Regions from separate parts of the Homo sapiens genome. Here regions 2 and 3 are each linked to region 1. Evidence: read pairs that join two places in POLR2A ChIA-PET (ENCODE). Cell type or tissue: MCF 10A. All regions are shown on one strand. Region 1 overlaps RETREG1 (reticulophagy regulator 1). Region 2 overlaps RETREG1 (reticulophagy regulator 1). Region 3 overlaps RETREG1 (reticulophagy regulator 1).

Region 1 (4,000 bases):
TCCTATTAAAAATCTAGAAAACAACTGTCATCTATAGGGAAGAGTTTTGTTTTGTTCTTTCTTGCAAATGGGCAGTTAAAATGCCTTCAAAATTAGCTAATTAGGAAATACGGGCCAGGCACAGTGGCTCACACCTGTAATCCCAGCACTTTGGGAGACAAAGGCGGGAGTATCCCTTGATCCCCAGAGTTCATGACCAGCCTAGACAACATGGCAAGACCCTGTCTCTACGAAAGAAAGGAAAGAAAGGAAGAAAGAAAGAAAGATGCTTCATATATTCCAAGACTTTCTGGAACTGAAAATCGGTATTTCATATGAGATTTCTGCGGGCAAAACTTGAGCCTTAATGTGTGACTTGGGGATCCCTGGATCCATGAGTATCTCCTGCGGGCACTGTTCCCACATGGCCCACCAGCATTTGTGATACCAGTAGAGAACAGAACTGGGCCCTGACGAATATCCAACCTTCACATGAAATATCAGAGAAAAATGACTCCCTTTTTGGTTTTGCTTTTCAAGTTTTTGTAGGGCAACTGCACCCCGCTGGAGAACATTTTCAGACAGTGTTGTCCTCTCTCTCTCTCTCTCTCTCTCTCTCTCTCACACACACACACACACACACACCATTCTTGTTAGGTTTTAACTTTTTCACATCCTTATGAATTTATAGTGCAATAATCATTTCCAAAGATGTTTTGATTTCTGTTATAATACCTCCAGAAAGTATACATTATTTCACACTACTCATTATTTTATTTTCAATTTATAAGAAATGGAAGTTGAAGCCAAACAATATTTTTCAGAAAGTTTGCTAAGTCACCATTCCATATTGACAAACTTAAAAAAAAAAAAAAAGGATTTGTTATAACTCGTCACCTGGCAACCATGACAAACAGCTGCTGCAACCATCACACCTATAAATATGCTTTGGCTTGGAGACCTTTCATTCTCAGCTAGTGACTAAGGGTCTCATGCTCTCTACTGGTAGTGGACATCTGTTGATGCTAATTCCTGTCGAATTTTTCTTAGAAAGGTCAGTCAGTATCTGGTTACAGATTTTAACATTTCTTAGTGTAATGTGTTAGAATTTTTTTTAATCCTGTGGATACTTATTATGTTCCTCTGTGTGTAGGTGCTTGCATATGACTGTATGTAGGCAGAGAAACAAAATAAAAACAGATATATTTCTCTGCATGAGCACTCACTGAATTAGAACCATGACAACGCAAATAAGATTTGTCAACTAGAGGATTAAAAAGAGTAAACACAAGATTAAGAAATTACATCGCACTCAACTTGAAGCGTTCACTTTCTCAGGCCAATTAGCCACGTGAGCGACTCCTCCCAAGGCCAGGGACCAGAAGGCGCCAGTGAGTGCTGGCTTTTTCTGCCTGGAGAAGCTTTCTGCCCGGAGAGCCCCATCTTCCTCAGAGCAACTTAGTGTTCTATTTGGGGCTCTCCCTTTTTTTATATCAAGTTTAAAACGACTCAGAGATCAGCTACTTACTTTTGCGATTGACCCTTTCCACCTCCTATCTCAAACTGAGCACTGCTACTTCTCCAGGTGATCATCAATTATCCAATCCACCTAGATCATTTGGGAGGCTGACACTCAACTACCCATCATAGTATTTATTACAGTTTCAAGTTTCTATGAACAAGATGCCAAGTATAAGTCATTTTTCAGCGTTTTTAATTTTAACATTTTAATAACTAGACTTTCATAAGCCCAGGGCATGAGTAATGCAAATTCCATTACTAGCATAGGACAAGCACCTACTTGAGACCTGCAGGAGATTCAACACCCTTTCATTTGTGAATGCCAAGATTTGCTTCAATCACTGTCCCTGAGGGCAGAAAATATTTCTACTTTATCCCTGAAGGACAGATAATATCAGATAGTCAAGAAACACTCCTCAAGGAAAACAAAACTGTTATTGTGAAGCAGGCTGGCTCATTTAGATATAAGTCTTTTCTTGCATTCCACTGAAGATCCACAATTTCTGATGAATTTCAACCCAGGGTTTACTGTAGTTGGAGTCAAAAGTAAATGTCCCTTCCCTGCATTGCAACATTTGGCCTACTTATATGAAACCTGTGAGGATACTAAAAAATATGTTTCCTACAGCACAAAAAAAAAAGTCATTAACAATATTGTTCCTAATTTTGCTTTTTAGAGATGGTACCCACCACACTGGTCCTGAGCACCAGGTATATACAACTCAAACACTGAATTCTCAAGTTTCTCCAAAGTGCTTTTATTATGAAGGCCAATTCAAATTATTTTTGTTTGTAGAATCAGCCTTTGTAATAAAAAGCAATAACCTGGAAGATGGCAAACTTGGAGTGACTATCGCACATTAAGATATTCAGTCAAGATGCTAGGCTGTTTAATTAGGTCATATTCCCAACTTAGTCCTTTAAAGAGTGTATCTCTCATTTATGTTCACATAAATAATCAGAGGCTTTTAAAGGAATACACTCTTACTAAGAGAATCAGACCCTTATCAGTCACAGAAAAAAATGACAATGCTTGCTAAACTTGCCCTCAGTCTCCCTCAATAGCAGATTTTGAGAATAAGCTATTATGTAAATAGTACATGTATTAATGGTAAATTAATAAATATAATATTCAACAACAGTATGCAGGGAAGATGGGTATGGGTATGAACCTGGGATTATAGATGACACAAAAAAAATGGTAGAAAGTTAATGACATGGTTTGAATCTGTGTCCCCACCAAATCTCATGTCAAATTGTAGTCCCAAGTGTTGGAGGTGGGGCCTGATGGGAGGTGGTTGAATCGGGGGCAGACTCTCATGAATGGTTTAGCACCATCCCCTTGGTGCTGTGCTCATGATGGTGAGTGAGTTCTCAAGAGATATGGTTGTTTAAAGAACGTGTGGCACCGCCCCCCTGCTCTCTCTTACTCCTGCTCTGGCCATGTAAGATGTGCCTTGCTTCTTCTTTGCCTTCTGCCATGATTGGCAGCTTCCTTAGGCCTCCCCGGAAGCAGAAGCCACTTTGCTTCCTGTAGAGCCTGCAGAACCATGAGCCAATTAAAACTCTTTTCCTTATAGATTACCCAGTCTCTGGTATTTCTTTATAGCAGTGCAAGAACAGACTAATAGAGAAAATTGGTACTGAAGAGTGGGGGCATTGCTGTAAAGATAAATAAAAATGTGGAAGCAGCTTTGAGACTGGGTAATAGGCAGAAGTTGGAAGAGTTTGGAGAGCTCAAAAGAAGACAGATGGATGAAGGAAAATTTGGAACATCCTAGAGACTTGAATGGTGGTGACCAAAATGCTGGTAGTAATATGGAAAATGAAGACTAGGCTGATGAGGTCTCAGAAGGAAATGAGTATCTTATTGGGAACTGGAGCAAAGGTCACTTTTACTATGTCTTAAGCAAGGCAACTGGCTGCATTGTGCCCCTGCCCTGTGAAACTCTGAACTTAAAGAGTGATGATTTAGGTATCTGGTGGAAGAAATTTCTAAGCAGCAAGGTGTTCAAGATGTAGCCTGGCTGCTTCTAAAAACCTATGCTTATATGTGTGAGCAAAGAAATGATGTGAAACTTGAACTTACATTTAAAAGGAAAACAGACCATAAAAGTTTGAAAAATTTGCAGCCTGGCCATGTGGTAGAAAAGAAAAGCCCATTTTTAGGGGAGGAATTCAAGCAGGTTGCAGATATTTGCATAAGTAAAAAGGAGCCAAGTGCAAATAGCCAAGTCAATGAAAAGCCCCATTGTCAAAGGCATTTCAGAGACCATCTAGCAACCCCTCCCATCACAGGCCCAGAGGCCTAGGATGACATAATGGTTTTTGTGAGCCAGGCCCAGGCCACCTCTTCCCTGAACAGCCTTGGGACACTGCTCCCTATGTCCCAGTCACTCCAGCTCCAGCTATGGCTCAAAGAGGCCAAGGTACAGCTCGGGCTGCTGCTTCAGAGGGTGCAAGCCATAAGCCTTGGTGGCTTCCATGTGGTGTTAACCCC
Region 2 (4,000 bases), 82 kb after region 1:
GGTGTTGTCACAGAAATGTGCAGAGAACAAGGAGAGGCACAGGGAGAGGGAGGATGGATTCGCTCCAAAGCAGGGAATGGTTTTTTTTTTTTAATTGGTTTTTTGGGTTTGTTTGTTTTTTGTTTTTTTTTTTTTTTTTTTGAGATGGAGTTTCACTCTTGCCACCCAGGCTGGAGTGCAGTGGCACGATCTTGGCTCACTGCAACCTTCTCCTCTCAGGTTCAAGCAATTCTCCTGCCTCAGCCGCCCAAGTAGCTGGAAATATAGGTGTCTGCCACCACGCCCAGCTAATTTATTTGTATTTTTAGTACAGACAGGGTTTCACCGTGTTGGCCAGGCTGGTCTCAAACTCCTGACTTCAGGTGATCCGCCGGCCTTGGCCTCCCAAAGTGCTGGGATTACAGGCACAAGCCACAACGCCCGGCTGGGAAGTTTTTATAGAAGCGGCACTTAACTGGGTCTGGGGAGGTGGATGCAACTCAGATGAAAATAGAGGCTCCTCCAATTAGAGAATACAACATGAACCAAAGATCAGACTCAGGAAAGGGTGAGGTACCTGTGGCACATCAAGTAATCTGGGGTGCCTCAGCAGGAAGAGAAAGCAAAAGAAGAGGGTTCAGAGACTGGCAGAGAGACAAGATTGGGGAGATAGGATCAGGGAAGACTGTGTCAAGCAGAATGCGCAGTAAGTCTTATGCTACAAACAATAGAGAGAAAGTCAAAGGTATAGAGCAGGGAAGTGAAATGATGGGTGATTTAGGGAAATGTCTGAGGGCAACAGGAAGGATGTGACGGGGTAGGGAGGAAGCATGGAGTCCAGACCACCTACTAGAAGGTCATGCAGTATGTTTGGTGAAAAGCAGATCAACATGAGATGCTGGGTGACGTGGTGGGTAGAGCCCTCCACCAGAAGGTGGCCAACCCAAGCTCTCACTGGTTCAAATGCTGTTTGTATGGCCTGGGCCAGCAAAATGAGCAGGTGGACTAGGTCAGTGTTTCTTAAATAACAGTCTGCAACTGCTGCCAGGTTGGCTGCCTGGAAAACTTGTTAAAATGTAGATTCCCAGGCCCCAGGCTCCTCCTCCCAGGCCCCCTGAAACAGGTGGTTTGATTACTAGTATTTGCATCTAATAAATATTTATTGATTGCCTAATTGCACCAAGCACTGTGCTACCAAAAGGGAGTGGTGAATTAGGAGCATAGAAAGATGGAACAGACATAAAAGACACAAGTTACAGAATAAAATGCCGCAGTCCATGTCTTTAGCAACAATCATTTGTTCCTCCACTAAATTTGTCCCTCCCCTAAGGAGCCACCACTTGCTCTATTTTTGTAGCTCTTGTTTGTTTTAAGCAAGGTTGCATTCTGGTGTTTGCTTGGTTTGGGGCCAGCCTCCTCACTCTCAATTCAGGATTCATTCTTGCTCTTGTTCATGTGCTGGGTGCTCCCAGTTTTCCCGACCTCACGTTGAAGTGGCAGATTTCATAGTGACCCACAATAAGAAACTCATTTATATTTACATACATATAAATGAAAAACAAGTTTTGAAAAATATTTTCCTTACAATTCATAATGCAGTTCAACTTTTTCCATTCAATTCTATTACGCGTTTAAATGCTGACTGTGAATCACTCGCCTGACTCAGGGCCCACTAATGAGCTGTAATGCGCAGCTCGGCTCACATGGCATGAGACAGAACCTGCAAATGTTCGAACAGCATGCTTCCTTAGAATGGCTTTCTTTGCAGGGTCAGGCAAAGCCCTAGCACAGACAGAAAGCTCCCTCAAGTTTAAAAGTCTTTGGAGCTGGCCAGGAAGCCATTTAAGCATCTTTTCAAAACCAATGAAATGCAAAACCAACCAAAGCACAAAGGCCATTAGTTATTCTCTTAGTGGAAGTTACAAACTTCCAAGAATAATAAAAAAGAAAATTAGGTAATGCCAGGACTGCAACCCACAGGCCTGGCTGCCAGACTTCATTTGGAAGGCATTGCCACAGCAACTCCAAAGAGCACTCGGGATGTCTGTCTATTCTGTCCTGGGCAAGGGCCCAGTTGGCATATTGGCCAAGGTCTTGTTGGTCATCGAGAATCCTCGGTCCACTGAGAAGACAAGCCCAGCAATTGCTTAGCAAGGTAATGCCAAACTGTATGGGACTACATATTTGATTCTTTGGTGGGTTAGTGTCATATAAACATGTTTGAGAAACGAAACCCTAAGAGAATAATCTGTATTTAGAAAAATCTGAGCACTTTTGGTACTTTAATTATTTATAATGTTTAAGATGATTTGTCTCAGGGCTCCACTTCAAAATATGTAGCTGAGTAATTTAGACTTGTGATTGGAAATTTAAAATCTTACAAACATGAGTTTATTCTTTAGTTTATTCATTTTTCAAGTAGTACCTAATATTTGGGAGGGTTTGTGTTATTAGATGAAGGAATTTTTAAAAAGTTTTTGTTTTGGTAAACTTCAAACGTACACAAAAAGAGAGGCCAGAGTGTAATAAACCCGGTTTCAACAATTCTCCATTCATGGGTAATCTTGTTTCTTCCATATTCCCACCCACTAAGCTCATCCTTCCCCCGAAATTATTTGAAGCAAATCCCAAACATCATGTAATTTAATCTGCAAATACTGCCATTTATCTTCAAAAACAAGATTTTTTCTTTTTCTTTTTTTTTTTTTTTTTGAGATGGAGTCTTGCTCTGTCGCCAGGCTGGAGGGCAGTGGCGCAATCTTGGCTCAGTGCAACCTCCACCTCCTGGGTTCAAGCAATTCTCCTGCCTCAGCCTCCTGAGTAGCTGAGACTACAGGTGCACGCCACCATGCCCAGCTAGTTTTTGTATCTTTATTTTTTATTTATTTATTTTTTTATTTTTTGAGACGGAGTTTCGCTCTTGTTGCCCAGGCTGGAGTGCAATGGCACGATCTCGGCTCACCGCAACCTCCGCCTCCCAGGTTCAAGCAATTCCCCTGCCTCAGCCTCCCGAGTAGCTGGGATTACAGGCATGTACCAACACGCCCGGCTAATTTTGTATTTTTAGTAGAGACGGGGTCTCTCCATGTTGAGGCTGGTCTCGAACTCCTGACCTCAGGTGATCCACCTGCCTCGGCCTCCCGAAGTGCTAGGATTACAGGCACGAGCCACCGCGCCCGGCCAATGTTTGTATCTTTAGTAGAGATGGGGTTTCACCATGTTGGCCAGGATGGTCTCGATCTCTTAACCTTGTGATCCCCCCGCCTCCACCTCCCAAAGTCCTGGGATTATAGGCAGGAGCCACCGCGCCTGGCCAAAAACAAGATATTTTTAACCAAATAACAATACCACCATCACATCTAAAAAATTACTTTAATTCTTAATGTCATCGAATATCCCATCAAGGTTCATATTTCCCCACTCATTTTTGTGTGCACGCACACACACACACACACACACAGACTGAAACAGGATCTGAGAAAGTCATCTGCTGAAATTGGCAGATGTGGATTTTAAGTGTCCTGGACCCTTATAGGTCCCTTGCTGTCAGGTTCATTTCTCCAATAAAGTTTTCCAGCTTCTGGGAATCGTTTGTTGTATCCTTGTGATTTGGTTTAACATTTTCCTTGATCTTTTGTGTAGCCTATAAGTTGGCACGTGGATCTAGAGGCTTGATAAGACTTAGGTTTGTTTTTTTTTTTTTTCCCTCTAAAACCCAAAGATAGGTGGTAGTGCCTGTTTCCATCAAGAGACACGCAGACTGTCTGGATGTCTTGGTGGCTACACTTGCACTATTGGCAGCCACAGACAATCCCTGTCTAGTGGCTGATTCCTCAGAGGCTACAAGGGGTGACGGCCCTTCACTCCTGCTTCGAGTAATAGCTGGATCACAGTTATAACGAGAAACTTCCCCTCATCAATGTCCAATTACACTGAGAGGTGGAGCTCGTCGGAAAGGCAGCATCAGTTCTTGAGTTCTTCCCTTTATTTTACCGGTTTTTTCAAGATAGTGAAGCAGTTC
Region 3 (4,000 bases), 75 kb after region 1:
CTTCCAGAAATAAGTGTCTCAAAATTGCTTGCTTCATTTTTTTCAAATAATTAGAATTGTGCAATTGATGTGGTTTTCCTTTTTGCCTTGGCTGCCAATATGCATGTGGATAAATCTGTTGATCAATCAGTGGTTACCAGGTTAGACTCTTGCTCCTCTTCTAGACCTCTTTTGAACAGTTTTGTGCTTATGTTCCAAATAAGCTTCTTCAAACTTGTTGGAGGAAGGTGGCATATAAAAACAAATGGAGAACTCAAAAGAATGCAGGGGACTGTGAGCAATAATAAGGTTTCAACTAAAGTTGGAAAGTTGGAAAGCATCAGCTCAGCTTGTCATTTGACAATTCTCTAACAATCCTGGAGCCAAGAGTGGAGAAAGTAGATGATGGTATAGGATGGGCATTGGCTTGTTTGTTTTATTATTAAAAAGTAAAGAAATGAGTATAGCTGATGGATAAGGAAACAAGGACCTTTAGAATGGTAAGGACAGCATCTCTGTAGTCATTGAGCATGGACCAGGTAGGAGCTGAGTAGAGGGAGGAAGTCAGTCTAAAGGCAGGGCTGAAGAACAGTACAAGTGGCAAGAGACTTAGCAGGGAAAGAGTCCATCCAAGAGTCAAAGAGCTGGTTCAACAGGCATGAAAGGCCAGGGAGGAGTGGAGACAGGGTGCACTGAGAACTAACTCGCAGACTCTGCAGGTCTTGGAGACACTGTGCTTCCAAAGGCCAAGGTCAAAGATGAGGCTACCTGATAGGCAACCAAATCCAGGCCATCTGACAAGCTATCAGAGTACAAGTTGGAATGACAGAGAATGGTGAGTGCACGAAGGACTGCAGTTCATGGGCCACAATCCCTACTGAGACCACAGTTGATGGCAACCAGGGTGCTGAGGCCAGGCATCAATGGACAGTGTAGATTTCACAGGAAGGAAAGTATAAAGCAGCAGTGGTTACAGATGCTCCACAGGTGGCTGGGGGAGCCTCAGAGCCACCCACTGAGCCCTCCTCCCACAGCACAGGGCAGTAGCTAGAGAAGATCTTCAAGAGAGCTGGGGGGCAGGCACGCTGACTCACACCTGTAATTCCAGTGCTTTGGGAGGCCAAAACGGGGGGATCACTTGAGGCCAGGAGTTTAAAACCAGCCTGGGTAACACAGCAAGACCCCATCTCTACAAAAATTAAAAAAGAAAATTAGCCAAGTGTGGTGGCATGCACCTGTAGTCCTAGCCACTCAGGAGTCTGAGGTAGGAGGATCACTTGACCCAGGAGCTCGAGGCTGCAGTGAGCTATGATCACACCACTGCACTCCAGCCTGGGCAACACAGTGAGACCCCAATTCTAAAAATAAACAAACAAACAAACAGAAAAGAAAGCGGGGGGCAGATATGACTGGTTCTATCTCAATGAGAGAGAATGAAGCTAGTCATGGAAAAGTTTCAGGATGCAGGAGGAGTTTTCCAGGCCATAGAAGAGTTCCCCAGAGTTCAGACAAAGGCATTAACGCAGGGAAGCACACACTCAAGGTACATAACAATGACAAAGAGAGGGAGAGAGAGAAATCCATCCCAGCGAGAGGATGTTCACAGGCAATACAAAATAGACATGGGCTCCCACAGGTTTCACAAACATTCACTCACAAGATGATATCACTGACTTTTTTTTTTTTTTTGAGATGGAGTCTCACTCTGTCACCGAGGCTGGAGTGCAATGACGTGATCTCAGCTCACTGCAACCTCTGCCTCCTGGGTTCAAGTGATTCTCCTGCCTCAGCCTCTTCAGTAGCTGGGATTACAGGTGCCCACCACCACGCCCGGCTAATTTTTTGTATTTTTAGTAGAGACAGGGTTTCACCATGTTGACCAGGCTGGTCTCAAACTCCTGACCTCAAGTGATCCACCTGCCTCGGCCTTCCAAAGTGCTGAGGTCATGCGGAGGCATGAGCCACTGCACCCGGCCTCATCCATCTATTTCATATTAAGCACCTAAGATGGTATCAAAGATTGTAACTGGGAGTCGTCAAAGTCATAGAAGCAGAAAGTAGAATGGTAGTTGCCAGGGGCTGGAGGAAGGGGGAACAGGGGAAAGGGGGACTTGGCTGTTCAATGGGAACAGAGTTGCAGTCATCAAAGATGAAAACGCTCTAGGGATCTGCTATACAACAACATGCACGGGAAACAATACTGTACACTTAAAAATTTTCTAAGAGAATAAAACAAAAATAATAACTGGGGGAAGGATACAATTAAACTCTCAACAATAAAAGTTTCATATTTTTAGCGAGAAAACGTGGGAAGCAGAGAAGCTGGAAGAGAGGGAAGGAGAGGAGACTGCTGACTTGGTCGTCCTTTCATTGTCATTGTCGTTGCTATAAGCCGGGGCATCTAACAAGAGCAGCTGGCAGTTCTGATTGACGCCATGGAGTTACCGTAACTGCATCTGGATCTAACGTGAAGCCAAACTGTGCCCTGCAGAGACTGATTCATCGCAGCAGCAGCACCCTGCGCTAGGAGGCCTGCGAGATGGGACTGCTGCCAACTATTCACAGGGCTCCCCAATGGGCCTTTGTCCTAAGAGACTCTACTGAAGGAGGATGAAGCTGGCACCAGAGTTTCTTCAGCACAGAAAACAGAGCTCTAGGAAGACAGAGTAATCATTCCCATTTCTTTCTTTTTTTTTTTTTTTTTTTTAATTTTTCATGCAGTAGAAATGCTACACTCAGAGCACTGTCATCCGGTGAAGACTGAAAGCCTGTCCTTGGACAACGGCCTGATCTACAGGATTGCAGGGAGGCTCTGCCTCGACAGAGGTCTGGTTCCCCACAGGGAGCCCAGCACCCAGGTTGGGCCTCAGCACAGAAAGGGGCTCAACACGGACTGACCCAGGAACACACAAACCCCATGTGGCCCTGATGACATGTCAGCTGGGCGAAGTAGACAGCTACTGTGCTGAAGGCCCTTCTATTTGACGCTTTTATTGACCTCTTATAAAGCCCTGTGGTATGAGGATGTTTTCTGCCATTTCACAGGACAGAGAGGTTCAGATGGTATAGGAGGCTGACTCATAGCTCACAAAGATACCAAGTCACAATCCCTGGAATCCATGATTGTCACTTCAAGTGGAAAAAGGGTCTCTGCTGAGGTGATTAGGTTAAGAAATGTGAGATGAGAAAATCACACTGGATTATCTAGGTAGGCCCCAAATGCAATCGTAAGTGTACTTACAAGAGGAAGATGGAGAAGTTTGACATAGACAGAAGAGAAGGTCAGGTGAGCATGAAAACAGATTGCAGTGATGCGGCTGCAAGCCATGGAATGCCCGCAACTCCCAGGAGCTGCAAGAGGCAAGGAATGGATCCTTCCTTAGAGACTCCAGAGGGAATGCAGCCCTGCCAACGCTTTGATTTGGGCCCAGTGACACTGACTTCGGACTACTGTCCTTCAGAACTTTAAGAGAAGATGTTTCTGCTGTTTTGAAACACCAGGTTTGTGGTCATTTATTACAACAGCCACAGAAACAAATGCAGTCTATCATGGGGCTTCTCCACAGGTAGGAAATGGAATGAACTAGCTCAAAAATGAGGCCCTTTAGGCTGGCATTCTTTCTATTCTACTACCTTAATTTTTTTAAAGGACTGAATTCTTGCAATGTAAAGGTTTCCTGCAATTTGTGAGTATGAAATTTCCACATCTGCATGAATATCAAGCCCATGAGTCAACAGCGGAAACGATCTGTGTGTGAGGGGCCAGGAGTGAGAAAAAGACAGTTGCAAAGTCTTTCAGCTTTGCCTTTGGCCTTCCACACATGTCTATTCCTTATAACTTGTGCCCAGACTAGGGCCAAATTTGAGGAAACACTGAAAACACTCAGATGCTCAGCTTGCTTCCTGGGTCCATGTTTAGCTTACTCTACACCAAGATAAAATGGTTGCAGATAAAATGTATGAGTGGCTTTATGTCCTGAGATTTCCCTGAGGGAGTTCCTGTAGAGGGTGAACATATTAC

The links. ChIA-PET counts read pairs that join two places held together with the same protein. Peaks named below come from ENCODE experiments on the same cell type or tissue, not always from the same donor. Only the 100,000 strongest peaks of a DNase experiment are listed, where the experiment ranks them.
Region 2: POLR2A ChIA-PET joins it to region 1 with 5 read pairs; 1 of 35 experiments calls an interaction of 5 or more read pairs at or near these places.
Region 3: POLR2A ChIA-PET joins it to region 1 with 5 read pairs; 1 of 35 experiments calls an interaction of 5 or more read pairs at or near these places.

Annotation. Positions count from the first base shown.
Region 1 is chr5:16,491,629-16,495,628 of GRCh38, forward strand. The region is part of intron 3 of RETREG1 (reticulophagy regulator 1); the gene reads right to left. Among named protein-coding and RNA genes, the nearest start is that of ZNF622, 28 kb to the left of the region's middle. In MCF 10A, no CTCF peak of the experiment used is centred here; DNase peaks (open chromatin) are centred at 923 and 1,813.
Region 2 is chr5:16,573,621-16,577,620 of GRCh38, forward strand. All of the region lies in intron 1 of RETREG1 (reticulophagy regulator 1), which reads right to left. Among named protein-coding and RNA genes, the nearest start is that of RETREG1-AS1, 40 kb to the right of the region's middle. RefSeq lists an enhancer at 1,503-2,067. In MCF 10A, no CTCF peak of the experiment used is centred here; DNase peaks (open chromatin) are centred at 1,671 and 2,001.
Region 3 is chr5:16,566,622-16,570,621 of GRCh38, forward strand. The region is part of intron 2 of RETREG1 (reticulophagy regulator 1); the gene reads right to left. Among named protein-coding and RNA genes, the nearest start is that of RETREG1-AS1, 47 kb to the right of the region's middle. In MCF 10A, no CTCF peak of the experiment used is centred here; DNase peaks (open chromatin) are centred at 2,500 and 3,710.